Regions from separate parts of the Homo sapiens genome. Here region 2 is linked to region 1. The links are chromatin loops, found by intact Hi-C in ENCODE. Cell type or tissue: dorsolateral prefrontal cortex. All regions are shown on one strand. Links, peaks and the distances in the headings refer to the core of each region. The heading gives the core; the rest is flanking DNA.

Region 1 (8,332 bases), core at 285-8,284:
GCATACCTGTAATCCCAGCTACTTTGGAGGCTGCAGCAGGAGAATCGCTTGAATGTGGGAGGTGGAGGTTGCAGTGAGCCTAGATTGTGCCACTGCACTCCAGCCTGGGTGACAGAATGAGACTCCATCTCAAAAAAAAAAAAAAAAAAAAGAGTTTAAGATTTTAAATTTCCATAAACGTTAAACTTTAAATGAAGCAACTTAGAAACCACGTATAATGTTTCTAATACAGACATTATAAATAATGTTTGTAAGGAATCAGTAAAACAATGGTCCTTTATCATCAGCAATATATTTGGATAATTCCTTAGAAGTTTGGTTTAGTGGCTGGACGCGGTGGCTCATGCCTGTAATCCCAGCACTTTGGGAGGCCGAAGTGGGTGGATCATTTGAGGTCAGGAGTTTGAGACCAGCCTGGCCAACATGGAGAAACCCCATCTCTACTAAAAACACAAAAATTAGCTGGGTGTGGTGGTGCACACCTGTAGTCCCAGCTACTTGGGTGGCTGACACATGAGAATTGCTTGAACCCTGGTGATGGTTCGTGATACCTACAAGAGGCATGGTCTCTGGCACATGACAGGTTATTGTGTTTTGTAAAAAATTGATAAAAGTTGAAAAAATATAGTTGGAAAAGCTGAATCGAGAAAAGAGTAGGTGTATCTCAGGTATTGAGCCAGTGTTGTAGGCAGGCAAACTACAGAACAAGAACAGACAGTCCATGCCACTGTTACCTTTTTTGTGATTGAGTCTCACTGAGATACAAAGTTGAGTACATAAAATGATTGGTTAAGATGTTGAAATATCTTGTTCTAACCCTTGGTTAAAGAATAATAAGCCGGCTTGTCACTTCCATCAGAACTATTTTTAGGCTAAGAGTAAGGGTTGCCTGCTTACTAAGTTGCCAGTAATCATGCTTAGAGCATGACAGTGCCAGATACCTGGAGTGAAGGAGTTACTAAAAATACGATTTACTATGTTTTGCAGAGCAAGAAATATGACTAATTTTAGAGGTGGCCTTTTGGCAGATCTGTTTTTAGCAAGTATTTCTGAAACAAACAGGTGCTAAATCCTGTATTTTTGAAGTGCTAGAAGTTTAGGGGTAATCGCTCTGAGGAACAAGAAATGCTTAGAGAACTGGAAATTCCTATTAATCCTTGGCAGGGACTTCTTGGCAAGAAGGAGGCATTTGCAAAGCACCTGCTTGGTGAGCCCTGTGTGACAAGGCAGTGCCTGTAATTTCGAGGATTGCATTCTGCAGTTGCAGGCGGATTCTTTTGAACTTCCTGCCCTGCCTCATCTTTTTGAAGTACTTGTGAATGATGGAAATTGGCACGTAGGGCCTGGTTCCTAGTGTTCATTGATACAGGTCCCACGGACTTCAAAGGGTGCTTTGAGTCAGCGCAACAGTGCAGAAACGGTGCCCACGGAGAGGAGTACAACCCTACATTTTCTCTGCAGGTGTTGAGTCACGGCTATAGCTACCCGTGCATACCAATCCGACTCAGGTCTGTGAGACTATAGAATTCTGCATGCTGCCAGCTATTGGAGGTCAGCGCGGCAATCATCTGTCCCAGGGTTTATCTGCCCAGAAGGGGTGGGGAGTGGCAGCCATGTGCCCCCGAAGAGAGGGACAGGTTGGGGTGTTCTCCATGGGAAGGAGGCTTGGGCACAGGGTTATCATTTGCCTTGGGACATATATTCCCTCTGTCGATTATTTATGGTAACGGAGAGACCTGCTCTCTTGGCTAATTGAAACCCGTAGATAATCCCCAGGCCTTATGTTAGCTGATGGGTGAAACTTCTTTCTCTACTCAGCCCTGGTCTAAGTACTGACCTGAATTGAATTTCACGCTTTCTGATAGGAGGTGCCACTGGGTGGTACGATGACCAGCAGGAAAGAGCTAGAAACACAGGGACTGAATAGTCCCCGAGGAGGGGGATGCCTCTGTGAATTCGAGACAGCTGTTCCCTCTCCTCCATCACCAGCACCAGCCCAGTGCTACAGTGTTTTACGGTTTTTTTCAGGGTGCCCCTCCCGTGCACATTCTTGTTAGATGCCTGCAGCAGCCCTGGTGGAGGGGGTAACAGCCAGCTTGCTGGTGTTCTTGCCTGCCTTGATTACGTAGAAGGGTGCCCTGAGTAGATCTTCTCTCTGACATTCTCTATGAGTTTGCTAGGATGGTTCTAACAAATTACCACACACTGTGTGGCTTCAACAACAGAAATTTATTCTGTCACAGTTCTGGAGGCTAGGATCCAAAACCAAGGTGTTGGCAGGGCCATGCTCCCTCTGCAGCCACAGGGAGAATCCTTCCTTGCCTCTTACTAGCTTCCGGTGGTGGCCAGCACTCTTTGGCATTTTCTGGCTTATGACTGCAGCGCTCTGTCTCTGCGTCTGTCTTCACACAGTGTTCCTCCCTCTGAGTGTCTCTTCTGTCTCTTAATCTTTTCCTATGTCTCTTTATAAGGACACCAGTCATGGGATGTAGGTCTACCCTAATCCAGTGTTGCCTCATTTTAACTCGATGACATCTACAAAGTCCCTATTTTCAAAGAAGATCATATCCACAGGTACCAACGGGACTTGAAGGTATCTTTTGGGGGAGCATAGTTCAAGCTCCAGCACCTTTTTAGACTGTCAGTATTGGGTTGTGGCAAGCGGATCTTGGGAAGGAGATGAATGTGCTTTTAGGGATTACTCTCAGAACTGACCTCTGCAAGGGAAGGGGCAAAGCAGCACTGGGCAGAGGGAGAAGCTGGGCTCCAATACCGCTCTCAGCCAAAGCCCCTGCCCATGCCGTGGTGAGTGCTGGAGCTGAGCTGGCCCTTCAGAGCTGACCAACTTGGGTTGAGAGGACTGGGATTTATATTTCCGCATCGGCCAGTCCTTGATGGGGGCTGCCCAGGCAAGGGGCATGGCCTCGTACGGGACAGTTGCTGAGGGCGGTTCCTGGGGAGAGCTCACAGCTGATAGCCTGCAGCTGAGGCAGTCAGTTCTTCAGCACTGACGGGGAATCTGGGGGTGCAGCCCAGCATTTGCTGTTTACTGAAAGAGACAGGGTCAGAGTCCAGGGCTTTTCATCTGAGTCCATACCATATGGACCGTAGACAACGTGGGCATCTTTTCCATGCGCATTTTGGATATGAGTGGTCATCATTTCCATGTGTTGGTATCAAGTCCTCTCATCTCGTTACCTTGAAATATACAAAGTATGGCCAGGCGTGGTGGCTCACGCGTGTAATCCCAGCACTTTGGGAGGCCGAGGGAGGCAGATCACCTGAGGTCAGGAGTTTGAGACCAGCCTGGCCAACATGGTGAAACCCTGTCTCTACTAAAAATACAAAAAAATTAGCCAAGTGTGTGTTCCTGTAATCCCAGCTACTCGGGAGGCTGAGGCAGGAGAGTCGCTTGAACCAAGGAGGTGGAGGTTGCAGTGAGCCGAGATTGTGCCACTGCACTCCAGCCTGGGTAACAAGAGCAAAAACTCCATAACAACAGCAGCAGCAACAACAACAACAACAACAACAAAGAAATATACAAATTATTGCTGCTAAATATAGTCCCCGTAGCAAACATTAGCATTTAGTCCTTCTATCTATGTATGTTTGTACCCATGAACCAGCTTCTCTTCAGCCTGCCCTACCTTGCTGCTCGACTGTGGTCTCTCTCCCTGCAATGAGGGAGCAGCCGGCGTGGCATCTCATTAGCAGATTCTATGTGCCACACGCTGGGGGATTTTCTGGCCTCACATTTCTCTTAGGTTAGAATCATCAGGGCTCTGTTGTGTTTCTCAGTACTTACAAGATTGAAAGCTCACTTTATATGTATGCTCTATGGGTTTTTTCCTGAGAACTCTGGGGCAACTGAGTGTTGGGCCAAGTTGTGGGCCAGCATGCCTACTTCAGAGACGGTGGCACTTTCCTGGGAAGAGACCCCCCCTCCCCCATCACTCGTGAGTGGTGGGAAAAGTTGTTGAAGGAGTTGTGGGAATTTGGATTTTTGATGAGTAGAGTAACAGTTTGGGACATTCTCATGGACAAAAAAAACTACTCAGGGTAGAGCCATCTGTTAACATCCTCTTAGCACTCTTACGGTGGCCACTGTGCCCTAGCTATGCAACTTCTAATCACTGGGTTCTTTTTGGTTTTTAATCATCTTTGTGTTTTCAAGATGCATTTGGTTAAGTTTTGGAATTGGTAATACAGACACATGGTCTGAAATTCAAAGGTTCTGAGAGGGTTTGCAGTGAGAGGTAACTGCTTCTTATCTGGGCTCTTCAGTTCCTGGATCTTCTCGTGAGAGGTCACTCCTCCTTCTAGTCCTTGTGTATCCCTCCAGAGATACCCTATATGCATAGAGACCCACATACATATTTGTAAATGCGTAGTTAGGGGCAGATTTTTCTTCTTTATTGATACATAATATTTTACATATTTATGGGGTACATGTGAGTGTTCCATGCATGGAGTGTGTAATGATCAAGCCAGAGTATCGGCGTGTCCATCACCTAAGTATTCATTTCCACGGGTTGGTATTATATCAAGTCCTCTGTTCTAGTTACCTTGAAATATACAAAGTATTGCTACTAAGTATAGTCACCCTAACAGACATTAGAATTTAGTTCTTCTATCTATGTATGTTTGTACCCATGAACCAGCTTCTCTTCATCCATCCCTCCCACCCACCAGGGCAGATGTATTTTTAAACTGTACATGCTGTTCATTATCTTGCTTTTTCACTTAGCAATATGTCTTGAGCATTCTTCCCCATGACTACTACAGAATTGCCTCACTCTTTATGTTAATTAGTTATTGCATAGTAGTCATTGTGTGGAAGTATCATGTTGACTTAACCATCCCTTGTTGATGGACATTTAGGGAGTACATAATTTTTTTTTTTTTGTTATTCTCAAACCATACTTCAGTAAATATCCATGACCATTTGTCACTTTGTAAATGTGACCCCTCAGTGTATCTGAGGGGTAAATTCCTAGTCTTAGGCCAAAAGGTATGTCTATTTTAACTGTTGATAAGTATTGCCAAATTGCCTGCCATAGAGGTTGGCAATTTATAATCACATTGATAACCCTTATAATTTATAAGGGTTCCCAACTTATAACCACACCCATCTGGTATGGGAGTGTTTGCTTTTCCACATGTCAGCCAACAGGGTACTCATTTTGATCTTTGCCAATCGAGTGTATTAAACATGGTATCTTGTCTTATTTATTGTTTCTCTTATTTACATGGGAATTGAGTATATTTTCATACCTTCTCAACTGTTTGTACTTCATTTCTGTTCATTGTTCATGTCCATTCGCCAATTTTCTTTTGGGGTTTTGGCCTTTTTCTTATTGATTTATAGGAGCTCTTTATATATTAAGGAAATTAGTCGTCTTTGAGTGATATATTTTGCAGTGTCTACCACCTTCCCTCGCTCCCCATTATTCTTTCTCTTTTTCTTTGTGGTTCTTGCCATTTGCAGAAGTTATTTCTTGGGAGTTCATGAACTAGAGAAGGATAATTGATAAGTTTTGGAGGTCTATGGAGCCCTATCAATTGTGTGCATGTAAACATATTTCTGAGGAGAGGGTCCATGGGTTTCGTCATACTCTAAATGGAGTTATTTACCTCTAAAATATTAAGAGCCACTGCTTTGTTGCCCACCCTTGTTGGCTCTGCTGACTAAATGGAAGTCTGCAGATTACTGGGCTGAGGGTTTGGGTCACCTTGGTTTGTTAACACCGGTGCCAGTTGGGCTACAGTTGTAGATTATACACACTCAGGCTAGGCAGGTTGGTTCTGCAACCATGACCCTGGAGTAAGCACCCTTGATTCTGCCCCGACCCTTACCATGCCTGGATTGCAAGGGAGAGGCATGATACTGTGTGGGATGGTCTTTGGAAATCTTTGACTCTTGCTGGTTTAAGTAAGACAACTGTGAGTCCATGTCCCATCATCTCTTCATGGGAAAGGTGGTACCATTTATGGTGGATGGTTGCTATGATCAGAATGTTTGTGTCCCCCAAAATTCTTTTGTTGAAATTCAAACCTCCAGTGTGATGGTATTTGGAGATGGGGCCTTTGGGAGGTGATGAGATCTACCCTCATGAATGGGATTAGTGCCCTTATAAAAGGTGCCTGACTGAGGTTGCAGTGAAAAAATAAAAAAATAAAAAAGGCCAGGCATGGTGGCTCACACCTGTAATCCCAGACTTTGGGAGGGCGAGGTGGGTGGATCACTTGAGGTCAGGAGCTTGACACCAGCCTGACCAACATGGTGAAACCCCATCTCTACTGAAAATACAAAAATTAGCCAGGCGTGGTGGTGGGCACCTGTAATCCCAGCTACTTGGGAGGCTGAGGCAGGAGAATCACTTGAACCTGGGAGGTGGAGGTTGCAGTGAGCCAAGATCATGACATTGCACTCTAGCCTGGGTGACAAGAGCAAAACTCTGTCTCAAAAAAAAAATAAATAAATAAAGGGTGCCTAAAGGAGCTTGTTTGTCCTTCCACCATATGAGGACTCAGTGAAAAGGTGCCATTTCTATGAGCCAGAAAACACGCCCTCATCAGACACTGGATCTGCAGGTGTGTTAGGCTTAGACTTCACAGCCTCCAGAACTGTGAGAAAGACACGTCTCTTCTTTTTTTTTTCTTTTTTTTGATGGAGTGTCACTCTTTGTCGGCCAGGCTGGGGTGCAGTGGCACCCTCTTGGCTCACTGCAACCTCTGCCTTCTGGGTCAAGTGATTCTCCTGTCTCAGCCTCCCGAGTAGCTGGGACTACAGGTGCGTGCCACCACACCCGGCTAATTTTTGTATTTTTAGTAGAAATGGGGTTTTGCCTTGTTGGTCAGGCTGGTCTCGAACTCCTGACCTGAGGTGATCCACCCGCCTCAGCCTCCCAAAGTGCTGGGATTACAGGCACGAGTCATCGCGCCTGGCCAAATTGTCTGTTCTTTATAAGGCATCCAGTCTATGGTATTATGGTACTATGTTACACCAGCCCAAGCTGACTAAGACAGTGGTTGAGAAGAAAGAGAAAGGGGGAATATCGAGGGAAATGAAAACCTTTCAAGGAGCAAGAGCCATTACGTAACTTGGACATAAAATGCACTAAGACAGGTATTAGTACATTAATGCGTGTGTGTGACAGTGCATGCGCCTTGGCACTCTTCGAGGGGCTCTGTCTATTTGAGATGCCCTCTGAGGAGCAGCCTTGGTGGGGCCGACAGGCGGGCCCTGCTGTTGGAATTCCTGTGGCCTCGGCCTGACGACCGTCTCTGAATGCCCTGTCCCCTGTCACTCTCTGCCCCTTCACTCTGCTTTGTCCCTCCTCACCACCTGGAGTGGTTTGCTAGAGCTGCCATAAGACAGCACCACAGACCCGGGGGCTGGAATAGCAAGGCCTTACTGTCTCTCATTCTGGAGGCTGGAAGTCCAAAATCAAGGTGTTGGCAGGGTGGGTCCTTCTGAGGCTTGTGCAGGATGGATCTGTTCCATGCCCCTGTCCTCGGCTTATCCATGGCTGTCTTCTTCCTGTGTCTCTTTACATCGTCTGCCCTCCACGTGTGTCTGTCTCTCTGTCCAAATGTTCCCTTTTGTATTTTTTTATTTTTTTGATACAGAGACTTGCTCTGTTGCCCAGGCTGTTGTGTAGTGGCACAATCTTGGCTCACTGCAATCTCTGCCTCCCAGGTTCAAGCGATTTTCCTGCCTCAGCCTCCTGAGTAGCTGGGATGACAGGCACGCGCCACCATACCCACCTAATTTTTGTATTTTTAGTAAAGACCATTTCACCACGTTGATCAAGCTGGTCTTGAACTCCTGACCTCGTGATCCACCCGTCTCAGCCTCCCAAAATGCTGGGATTACAGACTATAGACGTGAGCCACCACGCTTGGCCTATGTTCCCTTTTGATAAGGACACCAGTTCAAATTGGATCAGGGCCCACCTTAATGACCTCACTTTAACTTGATTACTTCTCTAAAGACCTCATATTCAGGGGGCTAGGCGCAGTGGCTCACGCCTATAATCTTAGCTCTTTGGGAAGCTGAGGCAGGCAGATCACCTGAGGTCAGGAGTTTGAGACCAGTCTGGCCAACACAGTGAAACCCTGTCTCTATGAAAAATACAAAAATTATCTGGGTGTGGTGGTGCACACCTGTAAATCCAGCTACTCGGGAAGCTGAGGCATGAGAATCACATGAACCTGGCTGGGAGGCGGACGTTGCAGCGAGCCGAGATTGCGCCATTGTACTCCAAACTGGGAGACAGAATGAGACTGTCTCAAAAAAAAAAAAAAAGACCCCTCATATTCAAATAAA
Region 2 (8,332 bases), core at 255-8,254, 81 kb before region 1:
TGGCTCTAGAAACCCAAACAGGGCACCTCCTGAACTGGAATGAGAGAAGTACTCTCTGACTCATTCCACTGACTCTTGCCTCAATCCTCCTTTGACCTGGGCTTCTTATCTGATCAGGAGAGAGGAATATCTCATAACAAACCTCCATTTAATTGACTCCCCAAATTAATGAACACTCTTCACGCCCTCCCAAGAACACACACTAACACTTACAGCAAGTTGAATGCTCATAGCTAGTCAATGACTCTCTCGTGCACCCATGCACCCACCTGCTGATTTACCTGCTGTGCTTACCAAGAGTTAGTTACATTAGCTCCCAAACCTCTTTCTGCCATTTGTACTCATTGCTGTAACTAACTAATTTAATTATTAGGGGAACCACTTTATTCAACAAATTGAACATCTACAGTATGCAAGGCAATGTTCTTCATGCTTGGAATAAATCAGTGAACAAGAAAACAAAGATCCCCTTTTTCATGACACTTATATTCTATGCAAAAAAAACATAATTACTTCACAGATAATTAAGTTGAATGCTTTGGTAAGATCCAACAAATGTAAGTTGCTTAAAATTTTTGCTTAATTTGGTGTGGTTGAGACAACTGTAAAAAGATTGAGAAAAATATTGCAAGGCTCTGGAAGGATTCCACACTCAGGATACTTCACAAGTGTCTTTAAATTCTCGTTCTATTTTAAAGAAATCATAACTAGAAATATACAGGCATGATTTATACAAGAAAAACAACGAAGAAATCCAATGAGCAAATCCAAAGGAAGGCCTTGGACTTACATCAAAAAATTTTTTACTTGTTTTACAGTAAAATGAAATGTTTAAGGTTAAATATTTATCTTTTTTTCTTTTTAAAAATGAATTTTCACTGTAAGTGGCTTTTTCGATTGACAGTCGACAACTAGTCCCAACAGAGCTGAATGAAAGTGTTTCTACTCTATTTTTCTTTTCTTTTTTCTGTTTTACTTCTGAGACAGGGTCTTGCTGTTTTGCCCAGGCTGGAGTGTGGTTGCGTGATCACAATTTACCATAGCCTCCACCTCCTGGGCTCAACTGATCCTCCTACCTCAGCCTCCTGAATAGCTGGGACTACAGCCACGACCTGGCTAATTAAAAAAAATTTTTTTTATAAAGACGGGGTCTCACTATGTTGCCTCGGTTGGTTTCGAACTCCTGGCCTCAAGGGATATTCTCACCTTGGCTTCTTGAAGTGCTGGGATTACAAGCATGCACTGCTGTGCCTGGCCTTACTCTTATTTTTCAAGGACTGCTTGAATCGGAATCACTAGGGAGCTGCAGCCCTGAATTGGAAGTTCTAGGGTGGGCCCAGAACAAACTCTGTAGGGATCAACTCAGAAGAGTTGGCTAGCGAGGGCTCTTCTGTCAATCAGGGCAAATTTCCTGAGTCCTTGGTTTGAACCTTCAATCTGGAGGATTAAGGCTCAAGGTACCATTTGGTGGGAAGGCCCTATCCTGTCTCCAGAGGGAAAAACCTTTTAGGGGTCTGTTTTTGACTTGTGTCATAGCAGAAACCTGGTATTACAAGAAAGGAAGTTGGCCGGGTTCCATGGCCCACGCCTGTAATCCCAGCACTTTGGGAGGCCGAGGTGGGCAGATCACAAGGTTAGGAGTTCGAGACCAGCCTGGGCAACATGGCAAAACCCCATCTCTGCTAAAAATACAAAAATTAGCCGGGCATGCCTGTAATCCCAGCTACTCGGAAGGCTGAGGCAGGAGAATGAATTGAACCCAGGAGGCAGAGGTTGCAGTGAGCTGAGATTGTGCCACTGTGCTGCAGTCTGGGTGACAAAGCAAGGCTCTGTCTCAAAAAAAAAAAAAAAAAAAAGAAATAAGAAATGAAGTCAACATGTAATTCTTTGTGCCCAGATTAGATATTCCGAGGAGATGAAGAAAGAACCTTGTTCTTGAGCAGTTTATAATCTTGAGACAAACTCATTACAAATTACTAGGTTATATTACTAGACAGCAGACAGTATTATTAGTAGCAAAATCATATGCAATGCATCCGTTAGAATGGTGAGAGTCTTGTGGTCCCAGGTTGCCCAGGACTAAAGGGTTGGCTGCTACACAGGGCTTTCAGTATTAAACTGAGATAGTCCCAGGCAAACATGATGGCTGGTCACCATGGAGAAGGATCGATTTGCGTGCAAGCACAGCTGGGGAAGGCTTTGTAGATGAGGGAGATATCTGAGTGGGCGTTAAAGTCTAGAAGAATGTACAGCAGCCGGGAGCTAGGAGGAGAGAGGCAGAACTGTAATTTGAATGCATGAGCAGCCTCAGAGATTCCCAGCACTATTCGTTTAAATCCAGGTATTTAAAACCCAGTGTGTTTTTAGCGATCACTTGGCGTGTTGCTACAAGAAGTGTGACACAGCTAAGTGGTTCTGCGAGCAGAAGTGGTAACAGTTCATATGCACACCCACCTCTGAGTACAGGTTAATTAGCTTGTGTTGGCAGAGCCTTTGAGTGTGTGCAGTACGCCCCACAACCCGGATATTATTAGCCAGTTAGCAACACCTTAAAAATACCACATTGCTGCAGTCCCTTCAGCTCTTGTTTCTTCCCAATTTCTTTGAAATAGCTGGATTCCTGCAGATTTCAGCATGAGCCTCTCACTGGTACTCAAGTGGACACAGTGCCTGACACCTGCGTGAATGTGATTACAAACTGACCCTGGGCCTGGGCTGCATTATTGCTCCGCTGCGGGGCCAATTTCCAAACAGTATGCTGCTGCATTCCTGTTAGAACAGGTTGCATTTATCCTCTCTGTCTCTTCTCTTGTTGGCCTGTTCGTAGACATGGTTTCTACACACACACACACACACACACACACACACACACACACACACACATCTTTCATATGCCATACATGTGATATCATAGACCATATGATATTACGTAATACATCTTATAATGAGAGATATGCTAGTGTCACCCAACGACCACAAACCCTGGATGACAGCCTGCTCTTGCTTGAGCTCAGGCTGAGTCCTATGTCCCTTGGGTGGGGCAGAAGAGGGAAGGGCTTCAGCACAGGCGACTTCCTCCCTGTCCAGAGCTGCTGCCACAGGAGTTGGGGGGTGAGTTGAGCCCCACCGTGGAGCCTGCTTCCTATTCACAGGCAGCTTCAAGCTTAGCCAGGCAAAACGACCGTGGTAATGGCTGAACTCTCAAAAGCATGTAAGTGTGGATGTGTGTGTGTGTGTGTGTGTGTGTGTGTGTGTGTGTGTGTGTGGAATGGGTGTCTATGTGTATATATGTATGCATATGAGTTTGGAGGCATGTGTGCTATATGTATGTGTTTGGAGAGGGTGTGTGTGTGAGTATAGGTGTGTGTGGGGGAATGGAATGGTATGTGTATGATGTGTTCATGTGATCCCAAGAGTTGATAGTTGTGCTCTGAGCCCCAGCAGTTGCACAAGTTTGCCAGCCCTCAGATGTGGGCGCAGAAGACATTCCTGGCTCCCTGTTCTGGCAAGAGAGTCGGTGACAGCCCTGCAGGGGGACTGGAGAATGGGGAGTCGGGGAGTCCCAGGTGTGGAGCACAGGAAGGGCGGGAGGCCGGTTTCCAGGCCTGGGCGAGCCTCCCATCCTCACCCCTCTCCCAGTTAGAGTGAGAGGCAGAGGGAGTGACAGGCTGATTTTGCTGCTAGCAGTCATCAGTCTCGGACCTGCTGCCAATCTGCGGAGCTGCTGTAAGCAGCTCCCCGGCTATTGTCACTGAGCAGTGACACACAGATCGGATGGGATCCTGTGCTTTGCGGCTCCACCCTCGGCTGGGGTCTCCTGAATAAGAAAGTGCACGCCCAGACAGGTCTGCCTCAGTCCTGCTCATGGGGGGCATGCCAATTCCAGAGCTTCCCTGGATCAGGCTGCCCCTCTGCCAGCCCACCACGCAGGTGGGATGGAGTGAGCAGTCAGCAGAGCCGATTTTCCTCAGAGCTCTTATAAAGCCTGAGTAAAAACAAGCTCAAAGTGTTATTTCTATTCTCTCACTCCACAACAATTAACATAGAAGACTTCTGAGACCAAATGTGTGTGAGTTTCCCCCACACTCCAAGCAAGCAATCAGTCTGCAGCGGACACCAGCTGGCTGTACTCCAGTTGAATGCCATCTACCTGGAGCTAGCGTCACATCCCACAGGGCCAGGGGCTCAGCCCCCAAGGCTGCCCCCCTCTTCTGATGCCAATCATAAGCCCCTGGTTATTTTGCCTGTGCTTGTGACTCACCAGCTCTGAATTGGGGTTCCCACAACCTCCTCCTTTGGTTCGATTAATTTGCTGGAGCTGCTCACAGACTTCAGGAAATCCTTATGTTTACCAGTTTATTACAAAGGATATTTTAAGATATACAAATGAGGCTGGGCACGGTGGCTCACACCTGTAATCCCAGCACTTTGGGATGCCGAGGGGGGCGGATTACCTGAGGTCAGGAGTTCGAGACTAACCTGGCTAACATGGTGAAACCCTGTCTCTACTGAAAACACAAAAATTAGCTGGGTGTGGTGGCAGGTGCTTGTAATCCCAGCTACTCGGGAGGCTGAGGCAGGAGAATCGCTTGAACCCCAGGAGGCAGAGGTTGCAGTGAGCCAAGATTGAGCCACTGCACTCCAGCCTGGGCGACAGAGTGATACTCCTTTCAAACAACAACAACGAAAAGATACAAATAAACACTCAGATGAAGAGATACACAGGAGGAGGTCTGGAGGAGTCCTGAGCCCAGAGCTTCTGTCCCCGTGGAGTTGGGGTGCGCCACGGTCCAGGCACATGGTTGTTGTGTAAGCCCCTGTGTGTCTGGCTATCTGCTGGCTCTCTGAACCCCGTCCTTTCGGGTTTTTATGTAAGCTTCATTACGCAGGCATGATTGATGACATCATTGGGCATTGGTGAACAACTTGACCTTCAACCCCTCTCCCCTTTGCTGAGGTTGGGGAGGGGGCTGAAAGTCCCAACCCTCTAATCCCGCCTTGGTCTTTCTGGTGACCAGCCCCCATCCCAAAGTTATCTAGGGGTTGCCAGTCATCAGTCAAATCATTTACATAGAGAAGACATCACTTTGGAGACTCTGAGGATTTTAGGAATTATATGCCAGGAAACAAGATGAAAACCAGACGTGTTTCACAATATCGTAGAATTCCAGAAATGGAGGCTACTCTTGCAGGACTGCTATACATGAGCCTTGAAAAATCGATATGGCAGTACAATACACACTAGCCATTTACTGTTTGGTAGTGGAGGGAGGGGTGGAGTCTTACCAAGTAAAGCAGTGGTTTAAAAACACAGACAGATGGAGACATTTGAGCCCTGGAGTCTGAATATCAAAGATTCCTGGAAATTACAGATTCCTGGGGTTTCTCTCCTGACAGGTTTGGACAAGAGTTCCTTGGCCTCTGGGTGTCCCCCCAACCCCCATCCCAACAGTGGTGCCCTCATAAATTATTGCAAAACTGACCCAGTGTGGTCTTAAGGAAAGGGAAAGATGTGTAAATAGGGGTTAAGGGCTATTTAAAGGGAACAATCTCCTCCCTCATATTACTTTTTTTTTAAATTTTATTATTATTATACTTTAAGTTTTAGGGTACATGCGCACAATGTTCACGTTTTTAAAATTGACTCACCAAAGGCCAGCATGGCCTGTGACCCTGTGCCTGCAGGCTCACATTTTCTAAATGACAAAGTGCTTCCTGCCTCCCGACAGCATTTCAGACAAGTCAACCTCGGGTCACTGTTTTTTTTTTTTTTTTTTACCCGCTTAGAATTGATGGGTTCCCTTGGTCTTCGGTGAGCCCCTTCAGTGCTGATACCCATCTGGTTATTCTTCCTTTTTTCTCTCGGTCTTTCATTCCTTTCTTTGACTTGTGTTGACAAAGCACCTAGGAATCATCCTTTTGAAAAAATTGTTTTACTCTTACTGTAGTCAGCAAAGTTCACTTTATATTTTCTCAATGTTCATTTTAAAAGTAGAAATTTCTCCAGGCACAGTGGCTCACACCTGTAATCTCAGCACTTTGGGAGGCGGACGTGGGTGGATCACTTAAGGTCAGGAGTTTGAGACCAGCCTGGCCAACAGGGTGAAGCCTCGTGTCTTCTAAAAATGCAAAACTTAGCCAGGCGTGGTAGTGGGCGCCTGTAGTCCCAGGTACTTGGGAGGCTGAGGCAGGAGAATCGCTTGAACCTGGTAGGCGGAGGTTGCAGTGAGCCGAGATTGCACAACTGCACTCCAGCCTGGGTGGCAGAGTGAGACTTGGTCTCAAAAAAAAAAAAAAAAAAAAGAAATTTCGCTTATCGGTCTTTCTTATAAGCATTACTTACATTATAGATCAGAGCGATGCACTAGAACTTTTCAAAATGATGGGAATGTTCTGTACCTGCACCGTCCTATTAAACTAGCCACCAGCCACCTGTAGCACTTGAACACTTCAAATGTGACTAGTGTGATCGAGAAACCACATTTTCAATTTTACTTAATTCTATTCAATTAAAATGTAAATAGCCGCATGTGACTAGTGGCTGCAGTAGCTAACCGTGTAAGTAGGGAACAAGTACGGATCTCCAAGGTGCTCCTCCTCCAAATCCCAGCAAATTCAGATTGCTTTTTCCTTGAGCAACCCAGGCACACTCCTTCATCCTTCTCTCGGCCCCCTTGGCATGAGAGGAAGTAGGCAAACACTCAGCTTTTTGCCCTGCTGTTCCTACAGCTCTGAGAGTCCTTCACACGGTGAGTAAGAGGTTGGGTTCGGAAAAGCTTGCTGAAATGTCATTAATATGGGTGAGAATATTTCAGTTCTTCGCCAAGCATTTTCTTTCTTGACACAACAGGTTTACCTGCTTACGCATAAAGGAAAGCAATGGCTAAACCCTGAAATGAAATGCCTGGGTCCCAGGTGGCTCATAGTTCTATTTCAATTTAATGCATGTTTAAACAAACGTAAGTTATTAGAGTTATGTACGCTTGAAGGTACTATATGACGAACATTTTGGGAGAAAGCTTATGGGAATTACAGTTACATAACCGGAGAAGAATTTGAAGAGTCCCGGGTTTGCATGGAGGAAAGAAGCTCAAGGCTGCATTTAAGCTTCCAACTGAGGCACTGTCTCTCTAAGACATTACTGGAATCTGACTGTAATTGGGTGACTGTTGGCAAAGACCTAGGATGAGGGAGACGATTAGGAAGCATCTGTTTATACAAAGAGGACAAAGGGACAAGGCATTTCCAGGGTGGAAAAAAACCTCAGACTTTTTAGCAAAAGTCAAAGGCAATGGTGAAACCCTGAAAGGAGGAAGTGGCTGGAAATATAGTGCAGACAATGGTGTACACCTGGAAAGGATCTAAAAACCCGAGAGAGCTCATCAGTGTCAGAAAACAAGATTGATGAGGCCTACCTGAGCGTGGGTGTCAGACAGAGACTATGTACGGGAACGATTCCTAGATTTGGAGAAGAGTTCTTGGTTAAAACAACAGGAGGTAGCCCTTTATTTTTCTCTTTCTTTCTTTCTTTCTTTCTTTCTTTCTTTTTTTCTTTCTTTCTTTCTTTTTCTTTTCTCCTTCCTTCCTTCCTTCCTTCCTTCCTTCCTTCCTTCCTTCCTTCCTTCCTTCCTTCTCTCTCTCTCTCTCTCTTTCTTTCTTTCTTTCTTTCTCTTTCTTTCAAGACAGAGTCTGGCGCTGTTGCCCAGGCTGGAGTGCAGTGGTGCAGTCTTGGCTTACTGCAACCTCTGCCTCCTGGGTTCAAGTGATTCTCCTGCCTCAGCCTCCTGAGTAGCTGGGACTACAGGCACATGCCACCATGCCTGGCTAATTTTTGTATTTTTAGTAGAGACGGGGTTTCACCATATTGGTCAGGCTGGGATTGAACTCCTAACCTCGTGATCCACCCGCCTTGACCTCCCAAAGTGCTGGGATTAAGGCATAAGCCACTCCTCCTGGCCTTCTTCCTCTTCTTCTTTTTTTTTTTTTTTTTTAAATTGAGACAGAGTCTTGCTCTGTCACCTGGGCTGGAGTTCAGTGGCATGATCTCAGCTCACAGCAACCTCCACCTCCCAGGTTCAAGCAATTCTCCTGCCTCAGCCTCCCAAGTAGCTGGGATAACAGGTGTGCGCCACCATGCCTGGCTAATTTTTGTATTTTTAGTAGAGATGGGGTTTCATCATGTTGGCCAGGCTGATCTAGAACTCCTGACCTCAAATGATCCACCAGTCTTGGCCTCCCAAAGTGCTGGGATTACAGGCGTGAGCACCCAGCCCCCTTTGTTTCTTTTTCTATCCAGCTGTGTTCATCTGCTTGGGCTACCATAACAAAATAG

What was found. Peaks named below come from ENCODE experiments on the same cell type or tissue, not always from the same donor. Only the 100,000 strongest peaks of a DNase experiment are listed, where the experiment ranks them.
Region 2: it touches region 1 in a loop (5-fold over the local background); 10 of 110 quality-filtered maps call a loop at or near these places.

What each region holds. Positions count from the first base shown.
Region 1 is chr21:31,878,128-31,886,459 of GRCh38, forward strand. The region is part of intron 1 of HUNK (hormonally up-regulated Neu-associated kinase); the gene reads left to right. Among named protein-coding and RNA genes, the nearest start is that of HUNK, 9.3 kb to the left of the region's middle. RefSeq lists an enhancer at 2,881-3,381. In dorsolateral prefrontal cortex, for the core only: no CTCF peak of the experiment used is centred there; no DNase peak of the experiment used is centred there.
Region 2 is chr21:31,796,837-31,805,168 of GRCh38, forward strand. No RefSeq gene overlaps it. Among named protein-coding and RNA genes, the nearest start is that of SCAF4, 69 kb to the left of the region's middle. RefSeq lists enhancers at 3,369-3,869, 3,870-4,370. In dorsolateral prefrontal cortex, for the core only: no CTCF peak of the experiment used is centred there; a DNase peak (open chromatin) is centred at 3,798; H3K27ac peaks cover 2,758 bases; H3K27me3 peaks cover 316 bases.